Linked DNA regions of Homo sapiens: region 2 is linked to region 1. The links are chromatin loops, found by intact Hi-C in ENCODE. Cell type or tissue: CD14-positive monocyte. All regions are shown on one strand. Each heading gives the region's core, and the rest is flanking DNA. Links, peaks and the distances in the headings are about the cores only.

Region 1 (8,336 bases), core at 12-8,011:
TTAGAAACACTTATAACTTTTTTTTGATTATAGCCAACTTAATCACATATACATTTAAAAAAATTTTAAAGAACTTTATTATAATTTCTTTTTTTTTTTTTTTTTTTTTTGAGATGGAGTCTGTTGCCCAGGCTGGAGTACAGTGTCACTATCTTGGCTCACTGCAAACTCCGCATTCCAGGTTCAAGTGATTCTCCCGCCTCAGCCTCCCGAGTAGCTGGGACTACAGGCATGCGCCACCATACCTGGCTACTTTTTGTATTTTTAGTAGAGATGAGGTTTCACCATTTTGGCTGTGCTGGTCTCGAACTCCTGACCTTGTGATCCGCCCACTTCAGCCTCCCAAAGTGCTGGGATTACAGGCATGAGTCACCACGCCAGGCCTATTATGATTTCTGTAGACTATTTATGACATGTTTGAACTTTTGTTTTGCCCTACCCTTTCTCTTTTATAATTAACCTGTCATTTTGCTTTAGGAAAATAATTTACCATGTAATAAATTATTATCATGCAGTGGCATGATCAGCTCATCGTAACCTCAACTCCTGGGCACAAGCAATCCTCCCTTCTCAGCTTCCTGAGTGGCCAGGACTACAGGTAAGTGCCACCATGCCAGACTAATTTTCAAAATTTTTGTAGAGACAGTATCTCACTGTGTTGTAGAGACAGTGTCTCACTATGTTGCTTAGGCTTGTCTTGAACTCCTGATCTCAAATGATCCACCTGCCTTGGCCTCCTAAAGCATTAGGATAACAGTCATGAACCACTGTGCCCAGCTTTTTTAAAAATTTAATATATATATATTTTTTAAATGGAGATGAGATCTCATTATGTTGCCCAGGCTGGTCTCAAACTCCTGAGCTCAAGTGATTCTCCCACCTTAGGGTCCCAAAGTGCTAGGATTACACACATGAGCCACCATGCCTGGCCTGTGCTCAGTTTTTTAAGTTTTTTTCTATTAACCATTTTTATAGCCTGTGAATGTCAGATATTTACCTAAGCAAGAAATTTAAAGTTAAATACATGGGTATTTTGTTGATAACTCAGAAGGTTTAGCTGTATTTCTTAAACCAACAATATTAAATTAGTCTTACTTATAAAAAAAATCACACAAAGATTATTTTGGTTTTGGCTGGGTTCATAGTTTTTTACCTTTGTGCCAAATCCTGACCCTGTAAAATATTTAATAAGACAAGTATAAATCTGACCATAAATCTAGGCAAATATGTATGTTGACAATTTTGAAGACATTTTAATATTTATTTTACTAATAATTTTAAAGCCAGTTTATTTATTAAAGAATTACTTAAGTCATGTGAACTTGGAAAACCTTTGGGCTTACTAATTTATGAGTGCTCATTTATCTATAAGTCAATTGGGTATCATGTAGATACAACATATAACATATTACATGTATATATGTAAACACATCTAAACACACATATATATGCACAAATAGAGATCTTATACCTTTATTTTTTGATTTGTCTTTTGAAACAGGGCCTCACTCTGTTGCCCAGGGTAGAGAGCAGTGGTATGACCATGGCTCACTGCAGCCTGGACCTCCCAGGCTCAAGTGATTCTCCCACCTCAGCCTCCTGAGTACCTGGGACTACAGGTGCGTGCCGCCATGCCCAGCTAACTTAAAAAAGTTTTTTTTTTGTAGAGTCAGAGTCTCACTATGTTGCCAGGGCTGGTCTTGAGCTCCTGGGCGCAAATGATCCTCCTACCTTGGCCTCCCAAAGTGCTGGGACTGCTGGCATGAGTCACCTCATCTGGCCCTTATAGTTTTCATTTTAGAATTTTAGTCATGAGATAGTAATACAAACTCACCAGTTTATAAAAGATAGTTGGATCTAAATTATTTTTGGAAAAAATTGGGACCTGTTAGTTCACATGGCTAAATTTTATTTGTCCCAATAGGTAATCTAATGAAGGCTGTGAGCCAAAATTTTTGGGTAAGGTAGTTCGATGGCAGTTTTATTTTAAAAATCTTTTATCCTTTTATTCAGTTTCAAATGAGTTTAGAGTTAGGTTTTTAATGTTAACATTTTAGCTTGAACTGGCTGAATCGTATAAGAAAAACAAAATTTCTAAGTCTTCTTAAGTTAGTAATACTATAAACAGTGAGCTTTATCTCAACACAAGTAGAAAAGTCAGTAGTTTCAAAGTAGGCAGAAAAAATATATAGAGGTAGACAGAGAACTTAGACGATCCTACATGTTAACTCTGTAGTTCTGGGTGGACCACTTGAGTTCTAATCTGTCTATTATTTTAAGATGTGCACAACAATGGGCCATAATATGTATCTAGCTGGAGTCTCAGAAAACCCAGTATGTCTTTTTTTATTTTTCCGAGACAGAGTTTCACTCTGTTGCCCAGGCTGGAGTGCAGTGGCATGATCACAGCTCATTGCAACCTCTCTCTCCTGGTCTCAAGTGATCCCCCAACTTCAGCCTCCCTAATAGCTGGGACTACAGGTGCATACCACCGTGCCTGGCTAATTTTTGCATTTTTTGGGTAGAGATGGGGTTTTGCCATGTTGCCCAGGCTGGTCTCAAACTCCTAGACTCAAGTGTTCTTCCCACCTCAGCATCCCAAAGTGCTGGGATTACAGGCGTGAGCCACTGTGCTTGGCCTGGCATGTCTTAATGTTTGAGAATCTCATTTTTAAAATATTAATCTCTCAGTTTAGAAAAACTGTTGGATTCGTATTTTTATGATCTCAGTAGTTCTATTTTCATTCTGCAGTTGTTTTGTTTGTTCCCCTTGTTTTAAATTTAAATATATTTCCCCCTTTTGAGGGAAGGAAATGTGTGTATTGTGAAATTCTAAAAAATCTGTGCCTAAGAGGTGTATGGGAGCCAGGAGAACAAACAGGAAGAGCTGAGTTCTGATTACGGGGGTAGAAGGAGGAGGAGCAGCTAGAGGCAAAAAGGAGAAAGCCTCCTAAATCATTAAAATTTTCAAATCGTTTCACATATCTTTTTTACCTCTTGAATTGAGGCATTTTTAAAATAATTTTTTTAGAAGCTTGTAGGTGTTATTGGAAGTAAATCTTCCATTCAATTTGTCTGTATCTAAAACCAGCTTTTTTTCAACTGTGTGTGCAAATAAATTATCTTAGGCATTTTCGGAACAGCTCCATTTTGGCCACTGCTGCTTATAACCACCCTGGGTTAGGGGATCTACTGCTTATCTAGGCACTTGCAAGTGGAAGGATGGTAAGTATTATACCTAAAACTCAGCAGGTGTCTTAGAGTGCACTTCCCATTTTAGCTTTGTGTGAGGACAAGTTATGGAGTAGAGTAAGAGTGCCCTCATGCGACTGGAAAAGGAAAAAGCTAAGGAAAGGTCTCACCCCAAATCACCAGGGAAACAATTTACAAAGCTTCTATTTTACCCTGCCCTAGTATTTAACAAAAGCCCTTATCTTGAATTCATAGCAGCAGCTCTCGTTCTGAGACAGTCATTGTACCACGTAGCCAAGGAGGAAACCAGCTTTAATAAACCAGAACATCAACCAAGACAGGAACTTCATTGATTTCAGGAGGAACTCATCTGTAGCACTCAGCAGGGGCATCTAAGTCCAGGAACACAATGGATTTTGTGCTGGCACATGCACAAAGGTTGGAAGCAGGTCTAGGTAGTCCAGGGAGGTCACTCTGAAATCCTGTCAGCTATGCCATTTTGTTGATGGAAATTAAGGCTGTTGAGGCAGAAATAAATTGATAAAGGTTTATTGGAAGCCAAATGTGAGGATCAATCTGGGAAGACACGCCAATAAAGCTGGGTGTATTCCAAAGTCTGTCGTTAGAAGTTGGAATGATTTTATAAGAAAGTTTAGAAGAAGGGATGGAGACTCTTCATACTGGAGTTGTCCTTTTTCATTGAATGGCACAATACAGAGGTTACAGTCCTTGGCTACAGATGACAACATACAAGTTAAAATGTCCATGTTTAAGACAATCAGTAACACTTCATGATTCAGAAACAAATCAGTGTCCTTTTCAGTGTCAGTAGGTTACATATTAATGTGTACGTCAACAGTTTGAGAAATTTTCAATAAGATTTGAGAGACTCATCGTAAGATTCTTTACTCAGAAATGCTATGTAAGCCATGAATCATAAGACTTGCCCCAGGTAGGCTAATTTGGAAGACTGCCAAACGTGACCTGTAGGTTATCACAACTAAATGCAATGTGGGGTCCTGAATTCAATCCTGGACCAGAAATAGGACATTAGTGAGAAAACTGGTGAAATTAGAATAAAGCCATTAGTTTAGTTAGTGGTGTTGTACCAATGTTAATTTCCTGGTTTTGATCATTGTTCTAAGGTTATTTAAAATGTTGACATTTGGGGAAGCTGAGTGAAAAGTATGCAGGAATTTTTTGTATTATTTTTGCAATTTTTTGTAATATTTCAAAATAAGATGTTTTAAAAGACACATTTGATCAACCATGACAGAGGAAAGGCTGAATTATCTTTTTATTTTCCCTAGGGAAAATGATATTTACAAAATAATTTTTATAGGAGGAGGCACTCAAAAAGTATACAGCCAAAAATATAAGAAAAAAATATCATTAACTATGTCAAGCAGTTAATTAGTAAAGATATCAGGTGCAGTGGCATGTGCCTATAGTTCCAGTTACTTGGGAGGATGAGGTAGAAAGATCCCTTTAGCCTAGACGTTCTGGGCTTGTAGTGTATTGTGCCAATCAGGTGTCCACATTAAGTTCAGCATCAATATAGTGACCTCCTGGGAGCAGGGGACCACCAGGTTACCTAAGAAGGAGAGAACTGGCCCAGGTCAGAAACAGAGCAAGTCAAAATACAGGCGCTGATCAGTCGCAAGATAGTGCCTATGAACAGCCACTACACTCCAGCCTGGGCAACATAGCAATGCACGTCTCTAATTTTAAAAATAAAATAAAAATATAATGTCATTTTCTGGATTTTGTGATATTTGTAGTGTGAACCCAGAAAATTTGTGACAGGTCTCAGTTAATTTAGAAAGTTTATTTTCCAAGGTTGAGGACGTGTCCCCACGACACAGCCTTCGGAGGGCCTGACAACATATGTCCAAGGTGGTCAGAACACAGTTTGGTTTTATACATTCTAGGGAGACACGGGACATCAATCAACATATGGAAAATGAACATCGGTTTGGTCTGGAAAGGAGGGACAGCTCGAAGCATGGAATGGGCTTCCAGGTCACAGGAAGATGAGACACAAACAGGGGCATTCTTTTGAGTTTCTGTTTAGCCTTTTCAAAGGAGGCAATCAGATACGCATTTATCTTAGTGAGCAGAGGGATGACTTTGAATAGAATGGGAAGCAGGTTTGCCCTAAACAGTTCCCAGCTTGAATTTTCCCTTTGGCTTTGTGATTTTGGGGGCCGAGATCTTTTCCTTTCACATTTTCTCCACCCTTTAAAAAAAATCTTCTGGAGAAAGCATTTTAGAAGAAAATGAGTCTCTGGTCCCAGCTTTTTTCTAATCTCTCTTGGTTAGGATGGTTCGTTCCTAGACAGGTAGGTCCTAAGTTATTAGCAAAGCTCATTTTTAGAAGGTTGTGAAGTCTCATGTCCTATGCAGAGAAATTAGGGGGAGGAAGGGATACAAACAACAATAAACAAAAGAAAAATCCTGGAAAATTGATATAGGCCACATTACTCTGTAGTCCATACATCAGTAGGCAGGTATGAAAGCGGTTTATGTATGTAAATAGGTTGCTGTTATTTTCTTCTGAAGTTTAAGTTGTCTAGCTTCAGTTTGCAGAGCTTTACGAAAGCACAACTTAGTTTTTTAGTGACTCCAAATTAGGAAAAATGGGGAAAAAAGAAGGAAAACAATTGAAAACATTATTTTGAAGACTTGTAGCCAACAAAAATTAGAATTCAGTCCAAACTGTAGAAAACAATAAAAATTGCAAAACATTAGGCAAGACTAAAATCTAACAATAGGTGTACTACACTTTTTGAAACAATCTTTTCTCTCTCCAGTTTCCCATTTTTACTAAAGACAAATTATGGTAGGACTTGTTTGCTTTATTATACTTGGCCTAATTATTTGTATACAGAGCAGCAAGAATATATATATATTTTTTGAGATGGAGTCTCACTCTGCTGCCCAGGCTGGAGTGCAGTGGCGTGATCTCAGCTCACTGCAACCTCCACCTCCTGGGTTCAAGTGATTCTCCTGCCTCAGCTTCCCAAGTAGCTGGGATTACAGGTATGTGCTTTCACACCCAGCTAATTTTTATATTTTTAGTAGAGATGGGATTTCACCATGTTGGCCAGGCTGGTAAGAATAATTATTTTTTACATAGGCTTTTAAATTGGCTTTGATGAAACTGTGTTCTGTAGAAAGAATCTCAGATAAGACTTCTTTAAAGCTGAGCCCAGCCGTGGATTTGTGCTATCAAATACCTATGAATTGAGTTAACCTCTCCTCTTGAGGTTCCAAGGTAAACTTGGGGCTCCTGGGCCTGTCAGAAAGTGACATTCTTTACCTACCACAGATCAGGAACCCTGTACAGGGGCTGTGTAGATAAAGGTAAGAGGCCAATTTTTCCAAGGGGCTATCTTGGTTCCAGAAGTCAAGTTTGATTCCAAGGGAAAGCACACCATTCCAGTCAAAGTCTTGATAAAATAACCAGTTTCTCCAATTGTGTCCTGTTACAAATGGAAACAGATTCTTACTGCACTTACGTAAATAGCTGTATTGTTATAAGTTACAAATACTCACAAATAATTTCCAAATTCTGGAGAAATTAGGCAGAGAGACACAAATATGCCCCAAGTTTTGTTCATGGGAGTATACTTTAGTCAATTGCTAAAAGCTGTAAATAGCTTAAAAGAAAAGTTTTCTTGACTCTGAAAAACAAAAAAAAGGATCAGCAACGTTTTAAGCAAAAAGTTAAAAATATTACTTTAGTCTTCTATCAGTTTAGTTTATGCAGTTAATCCTGTTCTGCTTGATATTCGTGAACACTTCAGCTCTCCATGAGAGTCCTGAAAGTTTTTTCCTCTATTCTAAGGTTACAATCTCCAAAGTTATCAGAAACCTGCATTTAAGAACACCTGTTAGAGTTCTATAGCTGATTATAAAACCACCTTCTAAGGAGGACCAAAACAAGACAACAATTGTCTGTGGATGATGAAAGGTTTTAGGGCAGCCATAAAGAAACAATTGACAAGGAAATTTGTTATCTCTGTGGCATATGATAATTTAACATAACAATTATAATTATTACTGATAATGTACACTAAGTCATACCAAAATTACAGGAGTTTCCCATGATTTTGGAACACATACCAGTAACATATTTATACAAATACAGCCCAAAGAAAACCAAACACCATTTCATATTTGACTATGCTTCCTGTATAATTTTTATACCAAATAAGCCAAATATGTCATTTTCGGACTCTAGGGAACCTATTAATAATACCTTTTTTTTTTTTTTTTTGAGAGGGAGTCTCATTCTGTCGCCAAGCTGGAGTGCAGTGGTGCAATCTTGGCTCACGGCAACCTCTGCCCCTCAGGTTCAAGTGATTCTCCTGCCTCAGCCTCACGAGTAGCTGGGACTACAGGCATGCGCCACCACACCCAGCTAATTTTTGTATTTTTAGTAAAGATGGGGTTTCACCACGTTGGCCAGGATGGTCTCGATCTTTTGACCTCATGATCCGCTGGCCTTGGCTTCCCAAAGTGCTGGGATTACAGGTGTGAGCCACTGTGCCAGGCCCAACAATATCTTAAAGGATTAATTAGGTCAGAAAAAGACATAATTTATAGTTTGATTTTGGAAAGTTTGTCAAATATCAAAGGTTTAAAACACTTGATATCACAAAATAGAATTAATAGGTCATTGTGAAATAAGTTATTCATTTAACCAAAGTGATAACTCAAGGATTTCCCCAAAAAAGGTGAAAACCTTCATTCTTTGAGAGAGGAGACTTAATTTTCCAAACAATAAGCCCTAATAAAAACAGCATGAAGCCAATTAAATTCATTTTTCAAAATTTTATAAACAATCTATAACATTTTAATCTTGACCATAAGATATAACTTTCATAAGCCTTTCATAACCTTTATAACCTTTAGGAGTTGGTTAATGCTTCAAGAAAACCTTGTTAATCTGACACAGGGGCCCATATGCTGGTCTTGCATCAGTGTGCCTTTGACATTAATGATTAACATGTAGAGAAACAGAACTTGTTTTATCTCTTAAAATTGGCCCTCACAATCTCACATGCCCATCTCTTCTGTGATAGTCCCTGGGCCTTGAGGAGTTTAATAGCTTTAATTTCTGGCCCTGTGTTTCAGGA
Region 2 (8,336 bases), core at 6-8,005, 120 kb before region 1:
ACAGGACAAAGGCTTCTATGGTCTTTTAACATTGCCTGGAAAAACTATGCCACATACCTTCTTTGCCAATGTCTGGGCATCTGTGAGGCTTTGTTACATGGTAGCCCTCTGGGCATATTTGTTGAAGAGGAGAATAGCAGTCAGTGGAATGGAAATGGAGCTGGTGTTCGAAGGCCATGGGGCTGCCTAGCCTCTGGGGAGGCCCCTCAGCTGGTGACACCAGCAGGGCAGATTTCTTGCTTTATTGCTCACCCTGTCCAGGGTTCCCTCTGTTTGTGAGGGAGCTGCTGCCACCTTGGGTCCAGGAAGCATGAAGCTCCGCAGGTCAGCCTCCTGGTGGGAGGACTTTTCCTTAGTTTTCTTTGCTCTTCTGCTCTGAGTCCAGCCCTGGCTGGACCTTGATCCCTTCTCTCCTTATCAGGAAATTTTCTGACTTTCTTCTTTTGCCTTTTCAAGATCTGTGATGCCATCTCCAAGTGGGAACAAGCCATGAAGGAGCTGCACCCCGGAAAGTCTGAGGGTGGGACACGCGTCGTGAAGCTGATGTACAAGAACAGGTCCTAAGCACTGCACGAGGGTGGGGCCAAACACAAGGGCTGCCACTGGGTGCCAGCTCATCGCCTCCTCGACTAGACAGCCTATCCAGACGGGGGGAGGGACCCACAGATATAACACTGCCTGGCAGTCACTAGCTGGGGTGCAGGCGGGCTCTGCTGCTGATACTCTGTGAAACCCTGGGCAGCTCAGGCCTTCTGTCAGCCTTCCCTATACTGCGTGTGCGTGTGTGTATATGCACACACACACACACACACACACACAAACATCTGCCAAGAAAACAGACCAGACCACCCTGGGCAACATGGCAAAACCCCACCTCTACAAAAAATGCAAAAATTAGCTGGGCATGGTGGCATGTACCTGTAGTCCCAGCTACTCAGGGGGGCTGAGGTGGGAGGATCACTTAAACCTGGGAGGTTGAGGCTGCAGTGAGCTGAGATCACGCCACTGCACTCCAGCCTGGGCAACAGAGTGAGACCCTGCCTCAAAAAAAAGAAAAGAATAGAAAATAGACCAACCTCATGGGATGGCTAAGTGTGTTACTTTATGAGAGTGAAATTTTGTATAAGCACCAGCTAGTTATAGCTAAAGACTAAGTACTTCCTATACCAATTCCAGGAAATACAGAAGTAGACATCCTGACTTTCTATCAATTTGAGTAAGAAAATCCCATCCCTCCATCTCAGTATGTCTCCAGGCAAATAGTTTCCAGTAGTCTCTTGGACTCTTACCTCATCCAGTCCCCTAATCTATAACTCCAGGTACCAGATTTCCCTTACTAAATCCAGTAAGCTTAATGGTATCTTCAGAATGAACCATGCCCTCCTGTTGGTATGAGATCAGCATGACCCTGCATCTGCTCTGTGTCATACTCGGTTATATGTTTCTGGAGGCAATACAAAATAGGCTCATAAATAGTGGGAAAAGAGTACTTTATCTTTTTGGAAATAAAGGTAACAGACCCAGAGAAAGCCCCATCCCTGTTTGGAATCCCTGCTGAGTCCTGGTTTCTTATTCTCTTCTTTGTAGGCTGTACTTTCGCAGTCAAGTCAAAGGGGAGACGGACCGAGAACGGCTGCTCCTTGCCTCTCAAACCAGTAGAGAGATAGTGGCAGGGAGGTTTCCTATCAACAAGGAATTGGCTCTTGAGATGGCTGCCCTGATGGCCCAGGTAAGGTTCTGTTCAGGAAGCAGGAGGGTCGGGTTGCCAGCTTAGAATGAATGCACCATGCAGCCTGAAACACAGGAGAGATTCTGCAGATCCTGTGGTGCTCAGGAGAGGGCAGCTTTGCCATCTCTGGGATGGAAAGCAGCTGACTTCTACAGATCAGAGCTCCTCACTCACCGCAGATATAGGATGCGTGCAGATGGCTGGACTTGGAATCCAGAGACCTGGGTTTGAGTCCTATATACCTTCCAACTATGAGGTCTTAGCCAAGTCACTTCACTTCTCTATGCTTTAGTTTCCTTCTCAGTATACCAAAATAAAAAATACTTGGCCGGGAGCAGTGGCTCATGCCTGTAATGTCAGCACTTTGCGAGGCCGAGGCGGGCAGATCACCTGAGGCCAGGAGTTCGTGACCAGCCTGACCAGTGAAACCCTGTCTCTACTGAAAAAAAATAAAATAAAATAAAATAAAAATAAAAATTAGCTGGGTGTGGTGGTGGGCGCCTGTAATCCCAGCTACTCGGCAGGCTGAGGCAGGAGAATCACTTGTACCTGGGAGGCAGAGGTTGCAGTGAGCCAAGATCATGCCATTGCACTACAGCCTAGGCGACAACAGCAAAACTCTGTCTCAAAACAAAACAAAACAAACAAACAAACAAAAACCTCTGCCAGCCTCCACAGGGTTGTACTAAGTATGATACCTGGATAATTGTATCATGTAATGTATGTGGTAAACTTCATAAACCATCAGACCTTCTAAGTAGACTTAGGAAGAGGAACACACATTCAGACTTGGACTCTCCTTCCCATTATATTTAGAAGGCCATCTTGCCAAAGGTATCTGGGATACCTTCATGACTCCCATAAGAGAGTCTGACACCTACTATATACCCACAAAAATTAAAAATTAAAAATTTTTAAAAAAGAATAAGAATCTGGATTTACATGCTGGAAAGGAAGAGGAAACAGTAATAGTTGATCTTTATAAATATCAATAGGAATACTCTCTAGGAGGCCCTGTACTAAGCATATATGCATCCTCCATTGTAGTTTTTATTCCCACCTAATAGATGAGGAAATTGAAGCTCAGAGAGTTTAAGTAACTTGATCAGGGACACAAAGCTGGGATTTGCGCCAGGTGTCCAACTCCAAAGGCCACATTTGGAACACTCTGCTGTACTCTAGGATCTGTAGCATCTTCAATTCTATAGCCCATATTTTTGGACTGGAAGCCAGAATTTCCACATTGTTTTCCCTTGTCGGCTACCAATTAACTGTGTCTTTGGAAAAGGCACTTCACCTCAGCTGCAAAATCAAAGTTGGTCGGTGATCTCTAATATTCGAGGGCCCTAAGTTTGTTTCTCTAGTGTCTATAAAACTTGAGATGAAGCGTTTTTCTAAAGTATTTTTCACAACCACTCGCACCCCACCAATAGGGTAATAAAGAAATGGTTTATTTCACCTCTCAACAGCCCCCACCTGGCCCATCCACTGTCAGATTTTGACTGGTCTCTTCATATGCTTCTACCACAGGTAGAATATGGGGACTTGGAGAAGCCTGCCCTGCCAGGCCCTGGAGGCACATCCCCTGCCAAGGCTCAGCATCTTCTCCAGCAGGTCCTAGACAGGTTCCACCCCAGGCGCTATAGACATGGGGCCCCCGCTGAACAGCTGAGGTAGGTAGGCTACAAGGTCTTGCAGCAAGTCACTGTGGGGAGGTCTCAGGCCTGGAATGAAGACACGTCGGCACTTCATTGGCACTATTTCTCTCCATCTGCCCACACCAGGCACCTGGCAGATATGTTGACCACAAAATGGGCAACATTGCAAGGATGCTCCCCTCCTGAGTGCATCCGCATCTACCTGACCGTGGCCAGGAAATGGCCTTTCTTTGGTGCTAAACTTTTTGCTGCTCAGGTAAGTGCCAGTGGAAGGAGCTGCCCACACCCTTAGGTGTGTCCCCAACTGCTCATGTTTGAGCCATACCAATTTGCAGCCCCTACCTCCATACCAGTAACCACCAGAGGTCACTATCCCTCCACTGTTTCTGGCCTAGTCCAGCTTTCCACAGTCCAGAGCAGAATTGTGATTGCTTATCTTCATTTGTCCTTTGTTGACTGCCCCAAAAGAAAAGATGTGATCAACTAATTCACACACACAAAGATTCAGACTTGAAATAACAGCCCTCTCAAGAGTGCTTTCATTTTTTTTAAAGTTTGAAAGAACAATGTATAACCTAAACAAATACATCTCCACTGGTTTGACATGGCATACAGGGGAATCAAATTACTTAGCCAACAGTTAATTTCACCTCTGTATGAAGGCCAGGTGGCCAACAGTAATTTCAGAAGGAACTTTTCTTCACTGGGTGTCTGTTGTGCATAAACTTTATAGATAATTACAGCTCAAAGCTGGGCAGTGATCCTGTTTACTGAAGCCACAGATCGGAAAATGGCCATTCATTCATTCAACAAATAGTTGAGCTCCTACTATGTCCAGTGCTGGTTGTTTGAGGTTATAAGAAGTGAGAAAATCAGACACAGTCCTTGCCTTCCTGGAGCTTCCCATCTAGTGCAGGAGATGTATATTCATCAAATAATCGTATTCATTTTTTTCTCTATGTATTTAATATATATTTATAAGCCATCACAAATGCTATGAAGATGTACAGAGGTGTTATAAAGGCATATAACAGGGACCCACTTGGTCTGGGAGCTTAGGAAAAGCTTCTGAAAAAGGTGGCATGTCCAATGTCTATCTGCCTCCCTTTGGGTTAAGAGAGAGATTTTCTGGATTACCATACTGTAGTCCTGGCAGTGAAAATTAGTCATTACAGGAATGTCCACTAAATAGTCACTTTCTTACTGATAGGGCCTAAAGCCACAGGACTGCATTCTTGCTTTCCTATTTCTTTTACAGCACCTAGGAGATTGGCTGAAGTCAGAAGCACTTCGGCTTGGAGACTATAGGTGGAATGCCGTGTTTCCAAGACTAGGAGAAAACCAGCTGTTCCCCATTCCCCTAACAGAGCAGCTAGGGCTGGCCTCTATTCTGTAGCACAGAGCTTTCCATCCAGTGTGCTGTGGCAGCATGGGTTCTAGGGACATCAAAAGAATGATCGCCTCTGCCTTTGAGATGGTTAGTAGGTGGCCAGAGCCCCAAGGCCAAGGGTCTCCTGTCACAAGCAGCCTTGTCTATTTCCTGCATACACTGTACAAATATCATCTTTGTTTTCCAAGATGAGGTGGCTGGAAATCACTGCTTAGCAGATCCCTGGATGTGCCTTCTTTCTCAGAAAGTTATTATAGTTCAAAATCTCTAACTATGGATATATCTGATGGGTTGTTTCTGTTTCCCCAGCCTGCCCAGCTGTCTTCCAAGGAGAACGCTCTGGTGTGGATTGCTGTGAATGAGGATGGCGTCAGCATCCTGGACCACAACACTATGGTATGAAAGGATGCAGGCTGCTCCCTGACCCCTCCTCTTCCTCAACATGGTCTTTTCTTCTCCTCTGTGGACTCAAAAGCCTGAACCAAGTGACCATGGCTGCCCTACCCCCACTCCTGCCCAAGCACCAGTCCTCTAGTCTAGACACTGCTTGTAGATATTCAAGATGGAGATCTCCAAATTATGACCACTTGGGAGTTCTCCTTTCCTGTGCCTAGAAGAGACAGGGGATGCTGGTTCCTAGCTCAGGGGACAGGTGGAAAGTTTCCCCACAACTGACTGGTTCCTTTCCACAGCAAGTGCACATCACTTACCCCTACTCTTCAGTGACAACGTTTGGTGGCTGCAGGGATGACTTCATGCTTGTGATTAGATCTATCCCAGACAAGAGCTCTGGAAAAAGCCACATTGAGAAGTTGATCTTCCGGATGGCTGCTCCCAAGGTAGGTCTGACAGCTGTTAAAACGTTCTACTCTGGCAAGATGTGGTGGGCTTGGAGCTTAGAAAGGAAACTGGGGTTATGCTAGTGCTCTGCAAGGGCCCTGCCCAGATAAAATTGTTGGTCTTGTCTGTAATTAGTATTCCAAAGGTTCAGGTGGTGTTGCATCTCCGTATCAATGTTCAGCTAGTAGGTAAAGGGACATATTTGGAGGGAACTAACTCTGGCCTAGCTACTATTATGCTCTTCACTTTTTCTTTTTTATTCTCTCAAGCCCCAGCATCATGCAGTCCTCAGTTGGGTGCTTACGTGCTCTTCTCTTCCTTGCAGCAGTCCTCAAGGCAGGGCAGATTCCTCTTTAAGGTGCTCGCATGTTACCCCTGGGTTCTGCTGACCCAACATTAGCTACAAAGTGGGACAGTCCCACAGTGCTCCCTCTTCCTTGTTGTGGGGAAGACCGCAAAAAGACCTCTTTTGCTTTAGTGACTTTGTTCCTACTCAATACAGGAAGTGTTGACCAGCAAAAATAATAATTACAAAGGCTAAGTTCTGATTTATTGTTCCTGACTCCCGTGTGATTAACTGGAAACCCTGTTGTTCTCCTTTTTAATCCTAAAGTTAGAGTTTGCCAAACCTACTCCTCCTTTAATACCACCCCTGCTAAAGGGGAGGATCTCCAGATCCCTTTCTTAAGAAGGCCCCTTCCCTGGTTGTAGAGCTAACCAGAGCAGAACACTGGGCCTCCTTTTCTCAGAAGGGCACTGTGCATCTGAGAGGATCTCCAGACCAACAGGAGCCCACACCACTGGGCCTCTGAACAGCACAGTTATGATTCCCTTTGGATATTTTCTCCCAGGTGGGTATTTTAAGAGATTAAATAAACTGAGGCCCAGGAACTCAGCATAAGAGCTAATAAGTAAGAAAGCCAGGATTCAAGCCAAGGCTAGTTCAATTCCTTCACATCTCTGACCTCCTCTTAGATTGCAGAAGCTACCTTCATCATGGCCAGCTATATGAACCATTGCACTACAACTGTGAACCCCCCCACCAACCCACCCGGAGCCTGCCAGCTGTGGGAACTGGATGGACGACAGTTCTTTTCTTCTGTTTCCTGTGCTACCAAGGGGCCAACGTTGCTGTGAATATTTCTCCTACCCGATTCCCCAACACCACTAGTGCCTCTGGATTTAGAGATATATATCCTAGGGTATGATACTACTGTGACGGGTCTAACAGCCCCCGGCTACTCTTGTTCTGTGAAATGTGTATTTTAGTCTCTGTGAAGCCTTTACTCTCTAGGTGCCTTATAATGTTTCAGGGCTCAACTTTTTAAAATCCAGACCCAGTGTTAAAACCATTTATTCCTTTTTTCATAAGAATAATGACTCCAGATGCTACCTGATTCTAGACATAGACAGGGATGATCCACTGTTACTGAGGGCATCAGTGCTATAAGTTAAGGCTTTCTGCACTGGTACTCTCAAGGAAGCTAATTTTCTTTCTGGGGGGGGCGGGGGACACAGTGTCACTATGTCACCCAGTCCACAGGGTTCAAGCAATTCTCCTGCCTCAGCCTTCGGAGTGGCTGGGATTACAGGTGTGCGCCACCATGCCCGGCTAATTTTTGTATTTTTAGTAGAGACGGGGTTTCACCATGTTGGCCAGGCTGGTCTCGAACTCCTGACCTCAGGTGATCTGCCCACTTTGGCCTCCCAAAGTGCTGGGATTACAGGCATGAGCCATCGCCCAGCCCAGAAGCTAATTTTTTAATATTGTATATGGTCTTATTTATACTTGAAGTTTTGTGAACGTCGCTAAACAGGATAGGACTAAAATTTCCAATTCTCCTACACTCTGTCAGAAGCCTAGAACTCACTAAACTGGGCTGCCTTTCCCAAATGGGAAAGGTGCTGACAGAGTTGGAGAAAAAAGAATAGACTCATTTTTCCCCATTATTGGTATGTAGGCATTGGTACAGCCCCTTCTGGGGCAGTCTTTGCAGGATAACATGCTATACCTGCTAAGATTCAAGCTGTTTTCCTCACACTGGACTTTAGGCCAAACCCAGTACCACGCAATGTGCAAGCAAGGGCAGGAGGTAGGTCCAATCTGACCCCTCCCTGTCTCATTTTAATGACTGGACAGCGCTCGGTGAAGGCTGTGTTCACTGTAGTGGGCCATCATTTGTTTCCTTCTTCTTGTAAAAGACCAAGCAAATGCACTCTGCTTTTTGCTGCTGTAAGACCACCAAAAATGAGTCAGAAACACAGAAGACTATTTCAGGCATGTGGGCCTGGATATGCTCCTTGAGACTTCTGGCAAACTTCTGCTGGGAATTAGTTTGAGGGTGAGGGTACATATGTGACATTTGCCCTAGCCTAAGAGTAGCAGGTAAAAAAAAGTTTCTTTCATCTTTTGCCTTACTGATAATACCATAATCCCCCTCAATTCAGACCTTCTGATTGAGTGCAGAGGAGACTAGACAGTCTCCTCTAGACAGGTTGTAGACACACCCTCCCCTAACAAAAACAAAACGAAAGAGTTCATACTCTGATTTTCCAACATCTAGGAAACTGAGTTTTATTTCCTAGCTCTAAGGCAGCCTTACTATATGTCAGTAAAGTGCTGAAAACTGTATATTTAGCAGTAGCACCCAAAACCAAGCCTTTAACCCCAACAATGTGTGTATCTTTTGCACAGCAAAAACTGCGAGGCCAGAACTAG

What was found. Hi-C counts contacts between places; a loop is a spot of excess contacts. Peaks named below come from ENCODE experiments on the same cell type or tissue, not always from the same donor. Only the 100,000 strongest peaks of a DNase experiment are listed, where the experiment ranks them.
Region 2: a loop joins it to region 1, with 10 times the contacts of the local background. A loop is called at or near these places in 76 of 110 quality-filtered maps.

What each region holds. Positions count from the first base shown.
Region 1 is chr14:67,701,338-67,709,673 of GRCh38, forward strand. It overlaps RDH12 (retinol dehydrogenase 12), which reads left to right and starts at 549. Exons shown (of 9, transcript NM_152443.3): 1 at 549-598. It also overlaps a transcript of GPHN not described here and the pseudogene RN7SL369P. In CD14-positive monocyte, for the core only: CTCF peaks have their summits at 3,310 and 3,528; DNase peaks (open chromatin) are centred at 2,864 and 3,304; H3K4me3 peaks cover 958 bases; H3K27ac peaks cover 858 bases.
Region 2 is chr14:67,580,482-67,588,817 of GRCh38, forward strand. It overlaps PLEKHH1 (pleckstrin homology, MyTH4 and FERM domain containing H1), which reads left to right. Exons shown (of 29, transcript NM_020715.3): 23 at 457-557; 24 at 1,588-1,729; 25 at 3,260-3,402; 26 at 3,514-3,643; 27 at 5,087-5,173; 28 at 5,470-5,616; 29 at 6,593-8,336. The coding sequence ends at 6,754. It also overlaps a transcript of GPHN not described here. Among named protein-coding and RNA genes, the nearest start is that of PIGH, 16 kb to the right of the region's middle. RefSeq lists a silencer at 3,798-3,847. In CD14-positive monocyte, for the core only: CTCF peaks have their summits at 3,723 (motif pointing right) and 3,923; a DNase peak (open chromatin) is centred at 3,750.